Linked DNA regions of Homo sapiens: region 2 is linked to region 1. A link is a contact called in ENCODE Hi-C or POLR2A ChIA-PET data. All regions are on one chromosome and are shown on one strand. Each heading gives the region's core, a stretch centred on a gene start or an enhancer-like site at or near the end of the contact. The rest is flanking DNA. Distances are from core to core; before and after follow the strand shown.

Evidence for each region. Hi-C counts contacts between places; a loop is a spot of excess contacts on that map. ChIA-PET counts read pairs that join two places held with the same protein, here RNA polymerase II (POLR2A). Pooled maps may share reads with other maps.
Region 2: a loop to region 1 is called in a map of A673, with 3 times the contacts of the local background. The contact joins the enhancer-like site here to the promoter of ADGRG2 in region 1. A Hi-C loop is called at or near these places in 1 of 168 maps with a recorded cell type or tissue (A673) and 1 of 50 pooled maps. POLR2A ChIA-PET finds 5 or more read pairs at or near these places in 1 of 52 experiments (A673).

Annotation. Positions count from the first base shown.
Region 1 is chrX:19,121,035-19,125,169 of GRCh38, reverse strand. ADGRG2 (adhesion G protein-coupled receptor G2) reads left to right here and starts at 2,702. Exons shown (of 29, transcript NM_001079858.3): 1 at 2,702-2,728.
Region 2 is chrX:19,173,054-19,177,500 of GRCh38, reverse strand. No RefSeq gene overlaps it. Among named protein-coding and RNA genes, the nearest start is that of ADGRG2, 53 kb to the right of the region's middle. Within about 2 kb of position 2,685, at least 2 of the 41 ENCODE cell types and tissues checked have a DNase peak (open chromatin) inside an H3K27ac peak, as active enhancers do; they include A673, where a contact is called at or near this core.

The DNA.
Region 1 (4,135 bases), core at 1,453-3,952:
ATTTTTAAGAACTGTCTTATTTATGTTTTTTAGACATATTTCTTTTCTTTTTCTTTCTTTTCTTTTTTTTTTTTAGAGACAGGATCTCACTCTGTCACCCAGGCTGGAGTACAGGGTCATGATCATAGCTCATGGTAGCCTCCAACTTCTGGGCTCAAGCCATCCTCCCACCTCAGCCTCCTCAGTAGCTGGGATTACAGGGGCAAGCCACTGTGTCTGGCTACCAGTTTTTGATAAAGCTAAACTTACCATATGACATAGCACTCTTACTTCTAGGTATTTACCTAAGTGAAATAGAGGTTTATATTCACACAAAAAGCTGTATGTGAATATTTATATTGCCTTTATTCACAATAATCAATAGCTGGGGCTACAGGCATGCACCGCCATGCCTGGCTGATTTTTTTTTATTTTTTATTTTTACAGAAATGGAGTCTCACTATGTTGCTCAGGCTGGTCTTGAACTCCTGGGCTCAAGCAATCCCCTCACCCCAGCCTCCCAAAGAGCCTTAAAGTCCTTTTTTAAACAGCAAGTTTGTTTAAAGGAAAAGCATACTTACTCTGGTATCACGCTTAACTTTAGAAATTCAAGCAACTGTTAATATGAGATAGACATATATTAACTTGTTATTGACGTGAGACATACATACAGAAAAGTGCTCATAGATCCGTTTAAACTGTACCCAGATCAAGAAGCCAGACATTACCTGTAAGCCCTTCTTATTCTCCAGTGACCGCTATCCTAACAGCATAGGTTAGTTTTGCCTGTTTTATCCTTTACAGAAACAAAATCATATAGTGTCTGTGTTTTTGGGCCTGACTTCTTCACTCAACATTGTTTCAGAGGTTCATCTATATTAAGCATAGCAGTGGTTCATGCAGTCTCATTGCTGTCTGGGATTCCGCTTTGTGACTATACCATCACAATGTCTGCGATCCATTCTGTTGGTGGGCATCTGGGTCATTTCCAATCTGGGCTATTGCAAATATACTGGTATGATATTCTAGTTCATATCCTTTGGTAAACATACACACTGATTGAGGTTGTGTGTACATCCAGAAGGGGAATTGCTGGTCAGAGGGTAGTTGTACTCTCAGCTTTAATAGATTCTGCCAAAGAGTTTTCCAAAATGCTTGTAAAAATTTACACTCCCACTAGCGGTGTATGAAAATTCTTTAGGTATGAGGTCTATGTAAAGCAAAAATAAAGAAGTTAATATGCAAAAGTTATATGTAAGTTAAAAATACGTGTTAAGTTCATTCAAACGGAACCAATTTAACCCGTTGGAGTAATACCGGGTGTGTTTATTTAATACACCATTTTCCCCTTCATCAAAACTTTTAATTTATGTAACCTGGATGAGCTTCCTGACTCTACTCTCCCTTAATCCAATCAGTTAAAAGTCTCTCTGAAAAGACTGTCCATTCATTTATTCAGTTAGAATGTTGTGAGTGTTAATAAACTGGTGTTTGCAAAACAAATTCAACCCCTCCTGCAAAGCAGAATATACATCTCGCCCATCATGTGTCTAAAATGGCAGAGTCAGCCAGGATATGCCTTAAAGATCTGCACTTGATAACCATCGCGTCTCCAGGGCTGTGAATGCAATTCAGAATCCAGAATTTTGTTCTAGTTGTAAAGGAAAAATGGTATATTCTCCCGCAGGTTTAACGAAAGAGAACGATGCCTTTAAAACGACAAAGCATTTTGCAAACACAGGTGTTATTCGACTATAAAGGCGGCGGGGGAGGGGGGCAGTAAAATGAGCCGGAAAGGGAATTCAGAGCGCTTATTTTTTCCCTGGTCTCTACAACTAATTCGTATTGTAGAACTGAGCCTCCATTTTCCCATCTGTAAAATAGGGTACTTTGACAAATTGCTTAGGGGATCTGTAAGTCCTATCCAGATCTAGTTTTTATTCTATGACCATGCAGGAGGAGAGATGCTGAGACAGAAAGGTAGAGGGGACCAGGGACAACTCACTTTATATACCCCCTCCACCTCGACCCCCAGCAGGCAGAGCGCCCGAGATCCCGGTTTCTGGGAACCCGGTGTATTTCCAGTCCTTCACCAGGAAAACCATCGAACTGAATCCTTTACTGGGACATTTCTCGTTTACTGCTCTCTCCAAATTCCCCTCTCAAGTGGTCTGACATCTGATCTCCGGATTCAGGAATATCTTGGTAGAAGTGCGCCCTCGGGGCTCCCACCCATTACAGCGTGCGACACTGAAACGGGCATATGGGTACCGGGGCGAGCCCTAAAGGTGAGCCGCTGAGTCTGGAGGTTGGGGTCCGTTGGGGTCCCCAAGGAGGAGCTCGCTGGGCTGGACGCCGGGCATCTGAGGGTCCCGCAGTGCCTGGAGCCCAGGAGCGCTGCGGGGCCCCCGGCTGCGGTGGGGTGGGCGGCCGAGCTCGCCGCCCCCGCTTCTCCCCGGCCCCTGCCCCTGCCCCGAGCTCCCAGCCCGGCTTCGGCCGGCCGCGCTGCCCGCTCCCCCTCCTCCCTCCGCGCCCCGCCCGCTCCCCACCTCCGCGCCCAGCCTCGCCGCCGCCGAGCGCCCGACGCGCCACGCCGCGCTGGGCAGCTGGAGAGCTGGCGGCGGAGCGGGCCGGGAGCGGCGGGGGCGGCGCCGAGGCCGCGGGCGGGGGGAGGAGGGCCGCAGCCCCGGAGAGGGGAAAAGGCGGGCCGGACGGCGCCAGCAGCCAGCCCCGAGGACGCGAGCGGCAGGTAAGCGCTCGGCGCCAGGACGGGTCTGGCCCCTTGGGGTCCTGAGACCCAGACTCGCACAGCCGGCCACGGGCGCTGGAGGCTCGGGCGCAGCGTCTAGCCCCGGAGGGCGGCGGGCCAGCGGGCCGGCGGGACGAACGCGCCTTCCGCCCGGCTGCTGTTCCTAGCCGGGGCCCGGGAACATCCTGAAAGGCGGAGGCGTAGCTCCCAGCCCCGGGGCTAGTTCCCCGACTGGGGGAGCCCGCGCGCCGTGGGAAAGGAGGCTCCAAGGGGAGACGCGCGTCTCCAAAACCTTCGGACGGAGCCGTACTTTCCCCAACCCGCGGGAAACTGAGCCACGAGCCTGACTCGCGCGGGTGGTGTGCTAGACGCCAACTCCCGGGAGCCCGGCTCCGCGCGCCTGGTCGGGCTGCGGCGGTGCTGGCGGAGCGCGAACGCGCCCGGGCCCCGGACGGCTTGGGGCGGCACCACTCGGCGCGGCCCCGAACAGGTGGCCCCGGGCACCGAGGGACGGAGCGGCGGCCCGGAGCCAGGGGGTGAGCACGCCGGGGAAGGAGGGGGCTCGTGGTCTCGGAGTGAGCGCATTTCGGCAGGGACTCGAGTTTCGAGGCTCCGAAACCCGATAAAAAGTGAGGGGGAAGAAGAGAGCTGACCTCCCGAGAGCCAGACGAAGCAGGGGACAGGTTTTCCGTGGCTGCTTCGACAGTGACAGTCTGTACTGTGCACGATAATCCCCCAGGGATCCCGTTAAAATGAGATTCTGATCCCGCAGGTCTGGGGTGGGGGCCGAGCGTCTGCATTTCTAAGAAGCTCCCAGTGGCTGCTGATGCTGTTCCATGGACCACACTTTATCCGGCAGGCCCTACGGAAGTACTTTTTGTCCAGCAGGCTGAAAACCTTAGGAAAAGTGGGAGATTGGGAGACGAGGTCCTAAGACTTTACAGTATGTATAGCTTTAATACCTCTTTGCCACCTCTACCCCCAAACGCACGCAAAAACACTTGCTACTATAAAGGCCAAGGGAAACTTTCCCTTCGCCCCCTGAAGGTTCGCTTGAAAAATTAACTGACAAAGACAGATTGATTGGAGAAAAGGCATGCAAATGTATTAATGTGTCCACGGGGAGAGAACAATAGAGTGATTACCCCCAGCCCCCCAATGGGGTACAGAAGCATGTAGATTATCTTGAGGTTACAGAAAGAAAGGGGTCTCAACGCATGGCCCCAAACAGGTTATGGTGGTAAAAGAGGTTGTGAGAGGGGGAGAAGAGGAGGCTTGGCCAGCAAAAATGGTCTGGAGATGTCAATGAAACCTCACAGGTGGCAGCCCTCAGAGAGAATAAACAGTAAATGTTTCTTTCAGACCTTTAAAGGGGTCAGATCCTCAGTTAATTTCTCTTAGATCTGG
Region 2 (4,447 bases), core at 1,436-3,935, 52 kb before region 1:
ATGTTCTGAGAGGATTTGAGTACAAGCCCTCCAGTCCTCATTTATTCCTACACACATCTGCTCTGATTGCATGAAGAGTATCACACCGTTTAAAAAGTGTTCCTCTGTGTTCCCAATTGTCTAGAAATTTAAATATGGACTGAGTGATGGATGACATTTGTAAATTGTTAGTTTTGTTAATTGTGAAGATAGCATTGTGGTTACAAAGAAAACTCTTTTTCCTTCCTTCCTTCCTTCCTTCCTTCCTTCCTTCCTTCCTTCCTTCCTTCCTTCCTTCCTTCCTTCTTCCCTCCCTCCCTCCCTCCCTCTCTCCCTCTCTCCCTTCCTCCCTCAGATGCCTATTGCAGTGAAATGACATGACAACTGACATTTTGAGATTTGTGTTGGGGGATGGATACCTGAAAAAAACAAGAACAGCAATGTATGAGTTGTTGTTGAATCTGAATGGTGGGTATGAAGGGGTTACTTGCCTTCTCTACTTTTGTGCCGTTCTGGAAATTTTCCCAAGTAAAAGTTTTAAAAGCACATTTTTTCAGTTTCAAGGCACTAATTCTCAATCTTGCCTCGGCCCTCTGGGCAGCTTATTCACACATCCCTCCCTCAACAATGGAAGGTGGTTTTCCTGCCAGTGTGCTGGGGGTGGGGCGGGGGGGGGTGGGCGTGTTAAAAGTGTGGCTGAGATAATGACCCCCCCTCAGCCCTTGGAGCTACCAGTGGGACCTAAGGCAGAGGGTGGGGCTCTGAATGGCCAGAATCCTGCACTAGTAGCCTAGAGCCACGAGTGGCCTCATCTATGTGTCCTAGGGTTCAGATAATTGTCACTTTCTTCAAGAGCCATGTGGTCAAAAAACACTGGTTCATGATTGTTCCCAGTTAAGATGCAAATATCCCCTGGGAGGGGTTAACTCAACAAGCTAGTTTCAACTCGTAACACCTCAGGTGTTTCCAGATTATTCTTAGGGCTCTGGCTGCCCAGGGACACCTCCCTCCAGTGGTAGGTGAGTTTGGGACCTTGAGGAGCCAGGGTGGGGTAAGATGGTGGGGAAGCCTGTGAGCTGGTCGCTGGGCTCCACCGTGAGTAGGCCTGAAGGGAGGAGGAGAAGAAAGATGCTGAGAAGTTGGGAGACAGATGGTGGTGGGAGGTACTGTGGGCAGGAGTGTCCTAGGGAACCCCAGGAGGAAAAAGTCCTCCAGCCTCACATTGTCTGATTCCCACCTTCTTCTAGGCTTCTTCTAGCTTCTTCTAGACTGCTGCACAGCAGCGTCATGTCATAGTTCCACCTGGAGGACAAGTAATTTCTTGAAAACCTTCCTAGGGTTTATGTGAGGCCAAGGGTTCGAGACCAGCCTGACCAACATGGTGAAACCCCATGTCTACTAAAAATAAATTAAAAAAAAAATAGCCGGGCATGGTGGCACACACTTGTAATCCCAGCTACTCAGGAGGCTGAGGCAAGAGAATCAATTCAACCCAGGAGGCGGAGGTTGCAGTGAGCCGAGACTGCGCCACTGCAGTCCAGCCTGGGTGACAGAGACAGACTTTGTCTCAAAAAAAAAAAAGGAAAAAAGAAAACTTTCCAAGGGCTTCTGCCCTCCACAGATTTATGGACACCTGACATTTACCCAAGTTGTCAGAGAACTGTGCTCAGGGGAATTCTTATTTTGAATCAAATGCCCCAAGTGTATTTTTACTCTATTGTCCAAGTTTGGGTTCCCCATTAGAAGCAGAAACTGAGTCCCTCCAGGGGACCACACCAGCCCTGGACTGACTTCCTTTGGACATTTTTTTTTTAAACATAAGAAATGAATATACTTCTATCTTATTTAAGGCCCAGTTATTTTGGATTTGTGTAACTTACAAGTGAACTGGACCCTAAATGATTTGGAATCCTAGCAAAAGTGGAAGGATCCTGAGAATAAATGCAACTCTGAGGCTGTAGCAAACACTCTGAGGTGAGCCAGGGAGACTGAGGTCTTTGCAAGCCAGGGGGGCAGGAATGAAGTCAACAAAGTTTCAGGAAGTGGGCTGAGCCCAAAAAGAGCAAAAAGAATGTTGGGGACAAAGCGAGGAGCACCTTCTACACCTTGACTTTATTAAAGATGGTGCATAACAGTAGTCTGCCTTAAAGGGATTGTGGCCAATTAGACATCACGGGCAAGGAGAGGGGAGAGGGAAGGAAGGATGACTCCGGGTCTGTGGCTTAGGAACCTGGGTGGCTAGTGCTGCCATTTTGAGAGAGGGCCCTCAGTGGTGGAGAGAGATCTGGAGAGGTAAGTTTTAGACCTGTTGGGCCTCACGGGAGACCCAAGTGGAGGCATTCATTAGGCTGTTGGGTCTAGACTCCATGAAAGAGAGCAGGGCTAGAAATCTCAGTGTGGACCAGCTGGGCTATAGATGGGCTTTGGTGACAAAAGATGTGATTGAGGTTGCCAAGGAAAGTATGTGGGATGAGAAGACAATAGCTAATTACCAACATCTAAGTTGGCAGGGATGTGGGGGAAACAACCAAGGAATCTGTGAAGAAGACTGGGAAGAAGTGGCAAGAGAAGAGGGCAGAAAACAAGTGGGGTGGGGTGTTCTAGTATCCACGGAAAGGAAGCGAGTCAGAAAGAGTCATCAGTGATGTGAAACCACACACAGAAATGTCTAGTAAAGCAAATACTGCCAGTGCCCCACCCACATTCCCTCGGCCCTTACCAGTGTGTGCTGCCAGACTTCCAACTGCTAGAAGTTGCATTGCTTCAACTCTCTTTCTCTGGCTTCCAGAGCCTGCTCTGTCCATGGGCATGACAGGCTGGAAATGCCAGGGAATGCCCCCCTCCGCCAAGCAGCCCTCAACCAACTCTTGACAGAAGCTGGTGTAGAACTACTCCAGCCCCCTTGCCCCTTGGGTGACCTAACTCTGAGATACGTGTTCTGCACCATTTCCCAGGGTTCCCCGCGGGATTAAGCCTCGCTTGCCCATCGTGATAACTTGTTAACAACACACTGTGTTGACTTCGTTTCCCTTCCTTCTCATTTCTTCACTCCTTTACCAGTGTTTCCTGGGGTCACCTCCCAAATAAATGACTTACAGTCAAATTCTTGTCTCAGGTTCTGCTTTTAAGGAATCCCAAACTAGAATATTTAGAAAGATCAAGCCTGAGAAACATCCCCTGAATCTGACAGTCGGTTTGATTGGTGAATCTGAGGGAGAAAGTTGAAATGGTGCAGAGGGAAGGATGTTGCTTTTCAGGGAGATTTTTTAAATGGATAAGAAATAAACGATGGAGAAGACACTTCAGACGCAAAATGACCCACAGAAGAGATAAACAGTGGCGACATCATATTTCACTTCAACAGGATCTCATTCCCCACTTCCTAATAGCACCCTAATAGTTTGAGGGGGCTCACCTTTCTCCCACTCTGTCTTGTCTTGGAGGGTGGTGGTGTCTGTCTCCTCTGGTGGATTTTAATGAGCCAGCTTCCTCATCTTGATGCCAGCAGGTGACCTATGCTAGGGGACCATGGGATGCTTTCTCCCCGGTTTTGGAAGCCTGAGTGATATAATATGAAGACTGGGCAGGTCGCGGTGGCTCACGCCTGTAATCCCAGCACTTTGGGAGGCCGAGGCAGGCGGATCACGAGGTCAGGAGATTGAGACCATCCTGGCTAACACGGTGAAACCCCGTCTCTACTAAAAATACAAAAAAAAAAAAATTAGCTGGGTGTGGTGGTGGGCACCGGTAGTCCCAGCTACTCGGGAGGCTGAGGCAGGAGAATGGCGTGAACCCCGGAGGCAGAGCTTGCACTGAGCCGAGACCGTGCCACTGCACTCCAGCCTGGGCGAGAGAGCGAGACACCGTTTCAAAAAAAAAAAAATGAAGACTGGTTAGAGGTCATTTATGCAACAGTCCAGGGCTAATCAGGCTCCCCCAAGCCTTCTTTTTTGTCTCCCAAATCCCTGCAACAAATTAACTTTTGCTCAAGATTGCCAGAAGCAGTTTCTGCAGCCAAGAATCCTGATTAATAAAAAGTGGGCTAGAACTAAAGATCTGACGATGGCTGAGAGTCATTTTTTTCTCCTCAATTTTTTTCTGATTATAAAAATAACCTGTGCTCAATGCAGAACATTGAGAAAGTATAGAAAGTAGTCAGAAGCAGAAAAAAGACTGTAAAATCTCATTACTCAAAGGCAGACACTATTAATTTAGTTGAGATGATACTGTGTATGCAATTCAATATCCAGTGTATAGAATTTGGCATTCCATTTTTTGGTTTCTTTTTTAAAGTTACTTAACATACACCATGCATCATTTCTTTATTTTAACAACTTCTTCTTCTTCTTTTTTTTTTTTGAGACAGGATCTTACTCTGTTGCCCAGGTTGGAATGCAATGGCTCGATCTCTGCTCACTGCAGCCTCCGCCTCATGGGTTCAAGGGATTCTCATGTCTCAGCCTCCCGA